Regions from separate parts of the Homo sapiens genome. Here region 2 is linked to region 1. Evidence: chromatin contacts called from ENCODE Hi-C or POLR2A ChIA-PET data. All regions are on one chromosome and are shown on one strand. Each heading gives the region's core, a stretch centred on a gene start or an enhancer-like site at or near the end of the contact. The rest is flanking DNA. Distances are from core to core; before and after follow the strand shown. Region 1 overlaps MAN2A1 (mannosidase alpha class 2A member 1). Region 2 has its middle 120 kb from the start of LINC01848.

The links. A loop is a pair of places that touch in the nucleus more often than their neighbours do. ChIA-PET counts read pairs that join two places held with the same protein, here RNA polymerase II (POLR2A).
Region 2: a loop to region 1 is called in a map of PC-3, with 2.5 times the contacts of the local background. The contact joins two enhancer-like sites. A Hi-C loop is called at or near these places in 1 of 168 maps with a recorded cell type or tissue (PC-3). POLR2A ChIA-PET finds 5 or more read pairs at or near these places in 2 of 52 experiments (activated T-cell and activated naive CD4-positive, alpha-beta T cell).

The regions. Positions count from the first base shown.
Region 1 is chr5:109,862,326-109,868,574 of GRCh38, forward strand. It overlaps MAN2A1 (mannosidase alpha class 2A member 1), which reads left to right. Exons shown (of 22, transcript NM_002372.4): 21 at 2,711-2,821; 22 at 4,521-6,249. The coding sequence ends at 4,673. Among named protein-coding and RNA genes, the nearest start is that of LINC01848, 18 kb to the right of the region's middle. Within about 2 kb of position 3,511, at least 7 of the 41 ENCODE cell types and tissues checked have a DNase peak (open chromatin) inside an H3K27ac peak, as active enhancers do; they include PC-3, where a contact is called at or near this core.
Region 2 is chr5:109,997,197-110,003,445 of GRCh38, forward strand. No RefSeq gene overlaps it. Among named protein-coding and RNA genes, the nearest start is that of LINC01848, 120 kb to the left of the region's middle. Within about 2 kb of position 3,120, at least 9 of the 41 ENCODE cell types and tissues checked have a DNase peak (open chromatin) inside an H3K27ac peak, as active enhancers do; they include PC-3, where a contact is called at or near this core.

The sequences.
Region 1 (6,249 bases), core at 2,261-4,760:
GAGGCCCAGCTTAGTCTATGAGCTGAATGTTGGTTTTATCCCCTGAATTAAGTTTGCAATGGGTTTTCTCTGTGCAACTTTAGAATACGCCAGCCTTACTTCAGTAATTCAGCCTCGAAAGTGATCTAATCTGTTTTACAAAGATAGTTACCTACCACAGTGCTTGGCACAATTTCAAAAATTGTAAATTTTCTTCCCCACATCCTCCCATTTTATGGGGTCCAGATATTACTAATGCATTAATGAATGTAAAAGCAGTTCTTCCAAAATCTGTTTACTCTCCTAGAGCATACAGTGTGACTGCTTGAAGGTATCTGTTTTCCTGCATGCATATTCAAGTTAAATTCACAGTTTCCCTACTTTGAAAAACAGTTTTCTTGGAAATAAAATGTCTAGACAGACTTTGAAACTGAAAAACTGCTGCTTTGCCTCAGGTATTTTTGCTTGAAAACTGATACTTTCATGAATATTTGATTTTTTAAAAACTTGGACAAGATGATTGCTATTTCAGTTCGTTTTTACAAAAGTGATGTAATTTTAGTTTTGAGAGAAAGTATAACTTTTTCTATCAGTGAAAGTTAATTTTTATGACTTTTATCTCTATTTTTGTATTGTCGGTTTAAATCTCTTGTAGAATTCAAATGTAGAATTCCAAAGGTGTTTCCCTCCCCACATTTTTTGTCCCCTTCTGTTGCTATAAAGGCCTTACATATTCATTATTCCAAGAGCAAATGTGTTGCAGGAATTTTAGCCATGCATGCTATCAAGTGATATGTAAGGATGGACCCATGAGTTAAAATGGACAAATGCTTTAGGTTAGTAGTGATATGTGCTTTTAAAAGAGCTTAATGAAGAGGGTTTCTAATCTGTTAATCTGAATCCAGACTTTGTTATGACTTTGATGTACGACTCTAGACATATAATTTAGGAGTTCCCTGAGTCTTTAGCTACAAAGTTGTAATGTCAAATAAAGGAAATTTATGCTAAGGGCTTCCTGTGTGCCAGACATTTGGCCAGATCTTTGTTAAGCTATTTCATTTCATTTCATCTTCATTTTATGGAAAAGGAAAACCTGGTTTTGCTGAAACCCACAGCTAGTAAATTGCAGAGCAAGGATCCAGATCTCCAGCTGTCTGACTCCCCACTCAGGCTCTGAACCACTCTTACTACACAGCTCGTGCACTAGCGCATTCTGCCCTACAAGGCAGTGTGAAGCTACTTACATAGTATTTTCAACAGGTTAATCCACACAGTGACTCCATGAAGGAAATAATACAAGCATTACCTCCATTTTACAGGCAAGAAAATAGATATTTAGGAAGAAGAAATTACTATCCTAAGGTTTCACAGTTGGCACATGATAGAGTCCTGTTTCTTATTCTTTTGGAGATCTAATGATACCATAAATGAAGGGTTTTCCTATGTGTTATTTTTATAGTACATGGGCAGGGTGTTTTAAATGTATTGAAATGAATTAGAAATTTTTATCATATGATTTAAAATTGCTGTGTGTATCATGTGGTCTTGTGATGACTCAGAATTCCTTAAATGACTCTTCTCTTCCTTCAAACAAAATCTTAGCAGTACCCCTACAAAATATCAGTGTGAAACATCATAACATAGGTTATTCCAGCCAAGACTCTGAGGTGAGGACAGCTTTAAACTGTTCAGGCACATTAAAATCAAATCAGTGGTGGAGATTCTGGCAGCTATTCAGGAAAGATGTCTCTTTAGTACATTAAAAAATCTTATCCCCTAGTGAGGATGATCAGGCGTTTGGGCATATTCCTGTCTGTGGCCAGAGAACAGAGGAAAGAATCAGTTTTATCACAATGTCAGTGCTGAGCAGCACATGACTCTTTTCAAAAACTGTATGTTTCTTAATTTTTCCAGGGATTTTTAATTCATTTATCATAAACACCTTCCAACTTTAGGAAACAAAATTTATTAAGATAATTGTATTTTAAAATATTCAGAGGCCTAAACCATTCATGACATTGATACTTAAATGGATATGAGAAATTTTATTGCAAGAAAAGGTATACTGACCCTCTTAGCTGACTTGTCATGTTTAGTATTTTTATTTTTGCCTGCCTATCAACAATAGCTTCTGCAGTATCAATTTAAATGATACATCAAGCTGGTAAATGTGAGCTGGCCTACCAAGTGAAAGCATAACTAAATTTAAATAGCTCTGATATAAAAATAATGAATCAGTACATCAAAGATTAAGAATGCAGTTAGCAAAAATTAATGTTCAATAAAGAAGCATGTGTGACTTTTAAGTTAGATGGTATGTCATTCAATGACCAGATAAGGACTAAGTTCAGGTGCAGTTTATTCAACTGATGTGTGTGTTTGAAAAATAAGACGAAAACATAATGCTTTATTTGAATAAACTTTAATAAAACAATATATAATGTATGGACATAAGGAAACCTAAGTCCTCGGGGATTATAGGGGAAACCAAGGCATGAGGTTACCTAACAAGGAACCTTAGAACATAATCTTACCTGGCTCAGTACAAGTAGGAGAGAATGGTAGCAGGTGAATGGGCAGTGAGCATGGACCTGAGGAGAAATGAATTTGCCTAACTTTCTTGCTAAATAAATGTGCTTTTGGATGCTGACATCGAGAGAGTGGTGTGTGAAGTACCATAAATATTTGCTTTATTGTCTGCGCGGTGTGACTGCATTCTGCTCATTTGCAGGTGGGCAATGGGCACTCCAATGAGGCAGCCTTGATCCTCCACAGAAAAGGGTTTGATTGTCGGTTCTCTAGCAAAGGCACAGGGCTGTTTTGTTCTACTACTCAGGGAAAGGTAAGTTGAAAAGGTTATTTTTGCTTACTGTTAGTGTGCTTTGAAATCCTCTTTCTGCAAAGGATCTTGACAATAAGATCATGTTTCATTGCTTCTTTACTGTCTCAGTTTCATCAGTCTGCAAATTAGTTTGAATCTCCCCATCTGAAAAATGCACTTTCTCAAAACTTCAGCCTCCTTTCCTTGTTGACATCAAAAGGCATAGCTGGAATTTATGCACATTTGAAGGCAATGCTCTTGTTATTTCCTAGGCCTTCTATTTCCAGCCTACAAAGTGCCTTGCTCCCAGTCCCCCAGTTTTCTCCTCCCCTGAACCACACATGCTCACATATCATCTAGTTCAGCATTGGTAAACCTAAGTCCTACAGAGGCCAAGGCAAGTTTATAATAACTGAAGCTTATAGAGGTAGCCATAAAGAAGCAACTGGGAAAATTGAGACTGTAGGCTAGTGGGATAATCCACCCACAGCCCAGGAGGCAGCTGTACGTAGCGCCAATCAGTTGTTTTCCCTTGGGAAATAAATGTAGGTCTTGGTCTTCTGATTAATGCAGATTTGCATATGAGTCAACACACCGTGCAGGCCAAACAGATCCTCAGTCTGAACACAGCTTGCTGGCTGCCTATTGTTTATTTCTCTTCAAGTTGGTCTTTCTGGCAGTTCCATCAAGCCTGTCCTTGAAAGGAAACAAACCTCCAATCTCCTGCCTCTGTCACTGAAAGGGCCATGACTCAGAGAAGGCAGCTGGGCTGATTTAGGTACACAGGCAGGTCTGCCTCACCAGGCAGCTCAGCTGACCCAGCTTTCCTCCAAAACCTCATAAATAATGCTGTAGACCAGACTCAAGTGATTCAGTTCCAACCCTACAAATTAGCATGTGTGTGGGGTCCAAAAAGATAAGAAAAATGTGGTAGGAGCCCTGAACCTACTTAGATAGATTAGCTTCTACATTTCTTTTACCCTACCCTGCTTGGAGCTGGTGCCAAGAAAGCACTGATATTTTTATTACTTTTTTATTATACTGTATTTGCACTCTATTGTATTGTTGATGATCTAAGTTTACTTGGTTCTGAGCATTCTGACATTAAGGCCTTGAGTCATAAGGGGGTTATACGATCCAGAGAGACAGATAACATGGCAGCGGTGAGGGAAATACTTTCCAAATGACCTGTCCACCTCTATAGACTGGGACTCAATGACATAATGATCCCTCCTTGTAGTGAGCCTGTGTGCTCTCTCTTAACTCTGTTGGAACAGGAAAAAGTGGTTGAGGACTACCATTGTTAGGGGTAAGTATTGACTAAAAGAGAATGAGGATGTTTTTAAAGCTTCTTGGCCATTGGAGGTCCTTTCTTTTATTGAAAAAGCCCCTGTGCATGATAAAATTCTCAAGCAATACAAAAAGGAATGCAGAATATGTTGCTCATGACCATTACTGGTTTCCTGTTCCCTTCCAAGCGTAGTCTGTATGTTCAAGCATGTATATATGTATATTTAATTCACCCTTTTTTCTGTAAAAGAGAACTTATATATGTATATTTAATAACATATATGTATATTTAATCCACCCTTTTTTCCTCAAAAGAGAACTTCAACATACTGTTTTATTCCTTCTCATACTAATTTTCACAGAATATGTAGTTGTGCTGCTAATCTTCAAAGTTGATCTAAATATGTAAATTTTATCATTTACTTTTCAGATATTGGTACAGAAACTTTTAAACAAGTTTATTGTCGAAAGTCTCACACCTTCATCACTATCCTTGATGCATTCACCTCCCGGCACTCAGAATATAAGTGAGATCAACTTGAGTCCAATGGAAATCAGCACATTCCGAATCCAGTTGAGGTGAACCTGACTTTCACATTTGGATTGAGAATCATTGGCTTTTATACCTTTCTTGGTTTGACGTGCAATAAAGAAGCACATTATTTTAGCTTCTGGCTACTGTGAGAACATGAATTCTGTGATTCTGTGGGTTTTTTCTTTTTTCTTTTACCAGTACAGTAAGAAAAAAAAAAAAAAAAAAAAAGCCATGCTATCAATCAAGATTCTTTTTTTTTAAACTTTCTCCCATGAACTACCACCATCAGTATGAATTGATGCAACAAATGAAGAAATATTTAAAGACAGCCTCTCAACAGATTGTATCTCAGGTTAAATGCTAACTAATTATGTCTGTGTTGGGGGTTGCGAAGAGATTCTTAAAAGTATCTGTGTGTTGATCATCAGTTTTACAAAAACACCTATTTGGCTGAAATGGAATAAAATGTTTGTGGGTAAAAGCTAATGGCCAAAATGGTTGCAATCATTCATACTAGTTAGAAAAATTATGTGTTGAAATAAGTGGAAAAGTGCAATCCATCCACCCTTATGATTAACGTAGATGATTTTTATACCTTTTTCTGATGTACCTCTTGACCTTCTCCTTCCCTTCCTACCCTTTCTAAGTATTTCCAGAAATACCTGATTTTGAATCATTCAACAGTAGAAAAAGAGGCATATTTTCATTACTTGACAATGTGGGATGGGTGCAATTTATTCCATCTTCACTAAAATAGAAGCAATTCCATAGGTACCATAAACCTATTTTAGGTACCACAAGGTGTCTTTTTACACAGCTCATTTGAATACAGGTGTTCTGAGAAGGGGTTTCTATTTTAAAATTACCATATCAAAATAAATGTGCCTTATTTTTTTATAAGTCTTGTTAAATCAGTGTCCATATTACTGTTTGGGGAAGGGGGAATGTTGTGGGGTCTGGGAGAGGGTGGGTACTTTCTATGACACATAAATTGTGTAATTTTTGCCTGACAATGCTGGCCACATTCTGATCTGTTTCATTAAATTTGTGGTGATGTTACTCTAAACATTTTGACTATTTGAATGTACTGAGATGTCAGAAAACAAAACAAGGAAGGAAAATATTGTTAATTAAAATGTGCTGCTGCCAAGGAAACTGCAACTTGAAGCAAGGATTTTGTAAAATGCAAAATCCAGCTACTGTTTCCATTTCACAGTAGTTAACTATATTAAAGAGAGAATGCTTTAAAATTGATCTTGTTTTGAAACCCACTTTTATGTAGCTCATCATGGTTTATCTTACTAAGGAATATGTTTGTTCATTCAGTTCTCAACTTTTGTATGTGCTAACCTTAAAGTGAAGTTCTGAGCCCGTGTGCCATTACAGTGCTTTTAATAAAATTTATTTGGGATTATTGTTTCCTTAACATTAAAATAATAGCGACATTTAGACTATGCAATTTTAGCATAGAAAGGAGTCTTTGAGTATGTACAGTTTTGAAAATTCTCTTTGAGATAATTGATTTCATATTCTGTGGCTTTCAACCTCCATTTACCTCTTGTCATTCCAACATCTTTATAGAGAAATAAAAACCCAATTTCTCTTTCACCATTTAGTTTGATTA
Region 2 (6,249 bases), core at 1,870-4,369, 130 kb after region 1:
GTGAAAGGAATTTCTCTATAAGCGGGATGGGGAAATATTTGTGTTTTGGGAGTCGTTCTCTGGGGGAAGGGAAACTGGAAGAACAAATAACATAAGCATAATAAATACAGCTGGTGAAAGCTGAGATTTCCAAGTGACTGCTTCAGTGCTCTAACTGTAGCCCTTGAGGTTAGAAGTTAAAACACCTCACTTTGCACCTGACTTAATGACTACCCTGAGGGAAGAATTGTTCTGGTTGATAGGATTAGGTCTCTCTTTACTTCTTGATTGTGCCTGAAGCATGGAAGGAGCTGAACAATGAGGATCTCAAATACTCTAGTGCCATTTCGCCATCACAATACCTAAAACACATCTGATTCTATTGGTTATCTTGATTTTCAGCCATTACCATAGCTTCCTAATGAAAGCTTACATTGCAAATTAGGGATGTTAAAGAGGAAAGGCAAATTAGTGGGAACATTTGCACTTGAATTTGATTTCTAGGAAACCACTCATTTAGTGTTTTCTTTATTATTTTTTTCAAATATGTGAATGAGTTGCAAAATTTTAAATGAAAACTATGTTTGAAACATATCTGGAGACCCAGGGTACCATCACTAGTAATTACCTTTTCTCTGGAAATGATTTGAAAAGTTGTCAATAAGCCTTTCCCAACTTGTAGCTTTCTGAGGCACTGAGGATGAAATCTAGAATTATTTACCATAGTTTATCAGGACTTCAACACCTGACACTGCTTAACTCTTTAGCCTCTTTGTTCTCATATTCTACTTTCTTTGAACTTTTTCTGGAACTGGAGTCCACCCTACTTTCTCTTGCTTCTAAGAGTCTGTATGCATTTCCCTAGCCTGGAATACTCTTTGCCTCACTGTTCATCTGGTCAACTCTTATTTAGCTTCAAATTTCAACTTAAACACCATGTACTTTTCTGGACCACAGAAGAGGTTGGTTTTCTTGTTATTTATGCTCTTAATACTCTGTCCAACTTTTGAAACCCTCTTTCCCCACCCCATCAAATTTGTTGTTGTTTTTTTCAATGTCTTTCTTTGTCACTAGAGTGTAAGCTTCCTGAGGACAAGTATTGTATTTTTGTCTTGTTCACCACTACTAGCACTAGCCTCAGCACATAATATTGCTAGGCTGGAGTCTACATTCTGACCTTATCTGAACAGCTCACTCTCTAACCCTATGGAATCAGCCTAACTTCCTGTCTTTGCTTTTGCAGGACAAGTAGGCAATTCAATTGCAAAAGGATCCAGCTTACTCTTGATTTAACCTAATTGCTCTCTCAATCTTTGCCACATACTCTTAGCTCCACAAGAACTTTCCATTATTAATGCAGCTTGATTTGGGACCATTAAATTGTTTAAATTGTAATCAGCTTTAAAAATTATTTTATCAACTTTTTGCTTCTTTAATATTTTTAAAGCATGCAAGTCCCGAGTCATCTACACATAGCCTTAAATCTCTATAGGTGGTGATCACACTGAGTCAAATGACATTTGTAAAGGGAAAGTTACACCTTTGAAAATTTACATAGGAAATAATACTTTGATTAAATTAAGGATAAGCATTTTAATCGTTTTCTCGGACATTTTCTTCCAAAATTTTACAAAAATAGAAACTGTCTTTTCATCCTTACCCCCTACCCCTTCTTTCCCATCCAAACTTATCCTGGTATTCATAACTTCTACAGAAAGGGTGACATCTGGAACTAATTTATGATAACTTCATCATCTTTGCAGCATTTCTGGAACTTGCTCAGAGAAGTTAGAATCTTTCCAGTCTAAGAAAATATACTTTCAGGCAAACATTTTCAGTAAAATATTTCTGAGGAATAAAACCTATTTACCTACTATTGAATGTTGAACACAAATTTCTTATGCCCTCATATTTCCCTGAATTGGTTGTAGTCATTAAGGATCAAAATAACAGCTCCGGGAAAACCCAGAAACAGCAGAGGGTCTATCAACAATATGAGGAGACTTCCGATTGAATGAACTGTCACCTGTATCCTGCATAGTTTCTTAATCCTGAGCATTGATCAAGTATTGACCGTAGGCCAGATGCTATGCTAGGTTTTGGAAGGCTGCACTGTGTATAAGACACAGTCCTTGCCCCAGGAGCTCTTTGCAGTGTCTACTAAAGGAATTTAGAGTAATCTCTGGGTGAGTGCAAGTCATGGATACATAAAATGAGGTCACCTATGGCAGGAATCTGAGAGTTTCTTATGCCACCACCTCCCTGTGCTATTGTAAAGCACATAATGGCATTTTAGAGATGACGAAAATTTTGGTGTATGATTGGAAACACAAGGATGAAGAATATCTTAAAGTGGGTGCACAAAGTTGGCAGAAGCTTGTTTGGCCTTTGCTTCAAGTCTCCTGCAGTTTCAGCTTCAGTGCTGATTCTCCTTGAATTTGCTTGTGTTACCACAACGTTACCTGGGTTATTACTTACCCTCTATATTCCCATTTTAATAGTGACAGGGAAAGGATCAAGTGTAGTCAAAATGCAAGGACATTTCCTTAGCCTAAGAAGGCCTATTTAGAATAGAATGTTAAAATATTAAAGAAGTAGGAAAGCTCTTTTTTTGGTTTATGAAAAATTCAAGTTGTGTAAGGCCTTCTGGGAATTGAACATTTGTATAAGTTTGGCAGTGCCTGGATTTATTTATTTATACCCTGCCTATTCTATAACTGGTTTCAAGCAGACTAAAATGAAACATGAAATGCCCCAAAATCACATGTGTTAAGGTGGGATAAAATAAATAAAAACAGAGGCAAACACAAAGTGGTTTTTGAATAAGCCTAAAGACACCTACTATAAAGACACCTACTAAGACACATCTATAAAAGGTAAACCAGAATTGTGTCTATGATTCCTGACATCAAGTTAGCACAAAATAAATGATAGTTGCCTTTGAAAAAAAACTTCTGTATAATTACCATCTCTTTCTGATTCATTGAATTGAGTTGTGTAGCTTGGTCTTCCTCAGGGGTAACTAAGTTGACAGGTTATTTTCTGTTTTCTGTCAAACTGTTCAAGAGATTGCATAATCCTTGGGCAGCAGCTTGTTCTTTATAACTGTGGCATCTGGCAGAGCGCCTAGCACATACTGGGTGCTGAATAAACACTGGCTGACTGGCTCAGTAAGTGAGGGAATTAAAAAATGTGAATCAGGATGATCTGCCAAATTGGGACAGGGGTTCAACTTTCCTGAACTGATCCTGTTTCTTGGGATGCTGCTATGAAGTGTCTGAAGTTTTGAATAACTGCTACAAGGAGAATCAGCAAAAAGGAAAGTTAGTGATGGACTTAATGTGTGTGTGTGTGTGTGTGTGTGTGTGTGTGTGTGTGTGTGTGTGTGTGAAAGAGAGAGAGAGAAATCAATTCTATAAATTGTTTGTTGAAAGGTAAGTTGTAGCCCATGTAGTAAAATCCTTATTGAACAGGAGTGTCTCTAGCTACACTCTGGAACAGAGAAAGTCTTGAGTATTCACCCTATCATCTCTCTAGTTGCATCAGTATGTTCAGGTTGGCCCTATGAGAGAAGTAGATGCTTCGGTAGCATCTCACTCTTTGTCTCCCGGACCACAGGAGATATTCAAAGGTTATTACTCAGCAGCTATACAAAATAAGGAACAGAATTGCTTCCTAAATCCTGCTATGTAGCAGTGAGTAATGTGTGTCTTTGTGTCTATGTAAGCTGGCCTCCTGGGGAGGAGGAAGTGTGAGCTGGAGTGCCAGGAATCAAGGGGTGATAATGACGGTGGTGGTGTGTTTGTGTGTGAAATAGTATGAACTTCTACTTTCGATTGCAGCTGATTTTCCCCATAACGTATCAAGAGCAAACACTTACTCAGTTCTTGTCTCCACAACTGAACTTATCCCAAAACTTTGTCTAAGGTTTGTTGAGTGATTCATATTTCTCCCATTAACATATGTTTAATCTTTGCAACCCTATTCCCTTGACTTATGCTAAGAAAAATTCACTTCCTCACGGCCCTGAGCTCCAGTTCAAATATTCCCCCATTAACTGACAAAGAAGAACTACTTCTTATTCATTATAAGATTCCTCTTGACTATACGGGATAATGTAAATTTTTTTATCCCACCATTTTTTCAAAGTATATAGTTCACAAGATTACTTTGATAACTGTGTAACTTCTTTTGTGTCCGGAAACATTGATGTGATCAGGTTCAATCCTGTGTGTGCATCTGTGGATCTGAAGACTGAGAACTCTGTCTCTGTGCAGATGACTTGACTTTACCTAGACAACGTTTTTTACATAATCTGGTCCAATTGTGAGTCCTTTTCTGCTTTCACAATGGCGTACTCTAGGATGCTTCAGACTGCCCTTCGCTGAGACTGTGTTCTGAATAGATAAAGAAAATAGGGCCACATGTTAGCAGTTTTGCTGAATCTAGATGGCTGCTATATTTGTATTTGTTTTACCATTCTTTGAACATTTTGTATCTTTAAAGTTTTTCACAATAAAAAATTTGAAAAAGGCTGTGTACTCTGAGGAGAAATGAAACATCAATGGGGAAAAAAAGAAGAAATGTCAATGGGAAGAACACGGTGGGTGGGAGGGGATGGGACTTCTTTTAGGTTTCAGTCTGTGTCCAAATATTAGATATTGTATAGCTGAAATGTTGATGGGTGATTCAACATTTACTTCTGAAACTGATACTAGAGAGACTTAGTGAAACTCTGCAAATGCTCCAGGGGATGAGAGTGGGGAGTGGGTAAGCTTTTTTCATCAAAACTTTTCCTATGTTTTATCTAACCTGGGGTCCCAGGTAGGGTGCCTGTGGTAACTGTCTTTTGTCAGGAATAGAAATCAGTCATTGAAAAGTTTCCACCAAATAGAGGATGAGTGTCTCTGCTTATTCCAGAGTGAACAGAGGGCATACCATGTGACTCTTCTGTCACCACTTTACTGAATTTGGACAAAATATGACAACATTTCCCTAGGAAAAAAAAGTAACAGAGGAATCCTAAAAAACTTCTGCTTCTTCTCAGATCTCAAAAAGAATGTGAAGAAGGAGAATACATGGTTATTAGGCCCCTTCAAAAGAAACAGAGAAAAGGTGTCATTAAGAGGGCAAAGGACTATAGAAAGGGCATTCTGGGCCCAGGAGACAAATGCTATTTATTTCATAGTTTTGACGTTTCAGGGTAGCAAGAAGTCAGTATTCAATACATGTTTAATACATATTGTAAACGAGGGGTTGGCAAACTATGGTCAGTGAGTCAAACCCAACTTGCTGTCTATTTTTGTATGACCCAGGGACTCAGAATGGCTTCTGCATTTTTAAATGTAAAAAAAAAAAAAATATTTGCATGAGAACAGTTGTTCAAGAGTTGAGGACATTGCATCTTGGCTTGCAACATTTCATATATTTACTATCTGTCCATTTGCAGAAAAAGTGTGCCAACTCCTGTTATAAACTATACTAAATACTACAGGTGCACAATCACTTTTAATCTTCACAGCACCCCTTGGACACAGGCACATTACTTTCCCCAGTTCACAAATGAGGGGATCTTGGCTCAGCTGACTTAAGTAACTCACCCAACACCAGACAACAAGAATATGGCCAAGTTGGGATTGGAACCTGGGTATGTTAGTCAGGGTTCTCCAGAGAAACAGAACTGATAGGATGTTTATAGAGAGAGATTTATTTTAAGGAATTGGCTTGCATAATTATGGAGGCTGTCAAGTCCAAAATCTGCAGGGTGAGCCAGCAGGCAGCACACTTAGGAAGAACTGATGATGTAGTTCTAGTCCATAGGCTGTCTGCCGCAGAACTCCCTGTTGCTCCAGAGAGGTCATCCTTTTTGTTCTATTCAGGCCTTCAACTGATTGATGAAGTATACCCACATTATAGAGGGTAGTCTGCTTTACTCAAAGTCCACCAATTTAAGGGTTAATCTCATCCAAACATACCTTCACAGAAACATGCAGAATAATGTTTGAACAAATATCTGGGCACCACGGCCCAGGCAAGTTGACACATAAAATTAACCGTCACACTGGGTCTAACCGAGCAAGAACATTTGCTTATCTCTATCCTAGACAACTCTCTAATGATCTTTTGTTATTGTCTGTAAGAAAGAATTGTCTTTTAAAACTGGGAATGCCTACCAACTTTCCTCATATGCCCTTAGTGAAGTGAGTTTTAATTTGGCATATCCAGAAAAGTTACTCCTCACAGAATGCACAGATTCTCCTGTGCATCAGG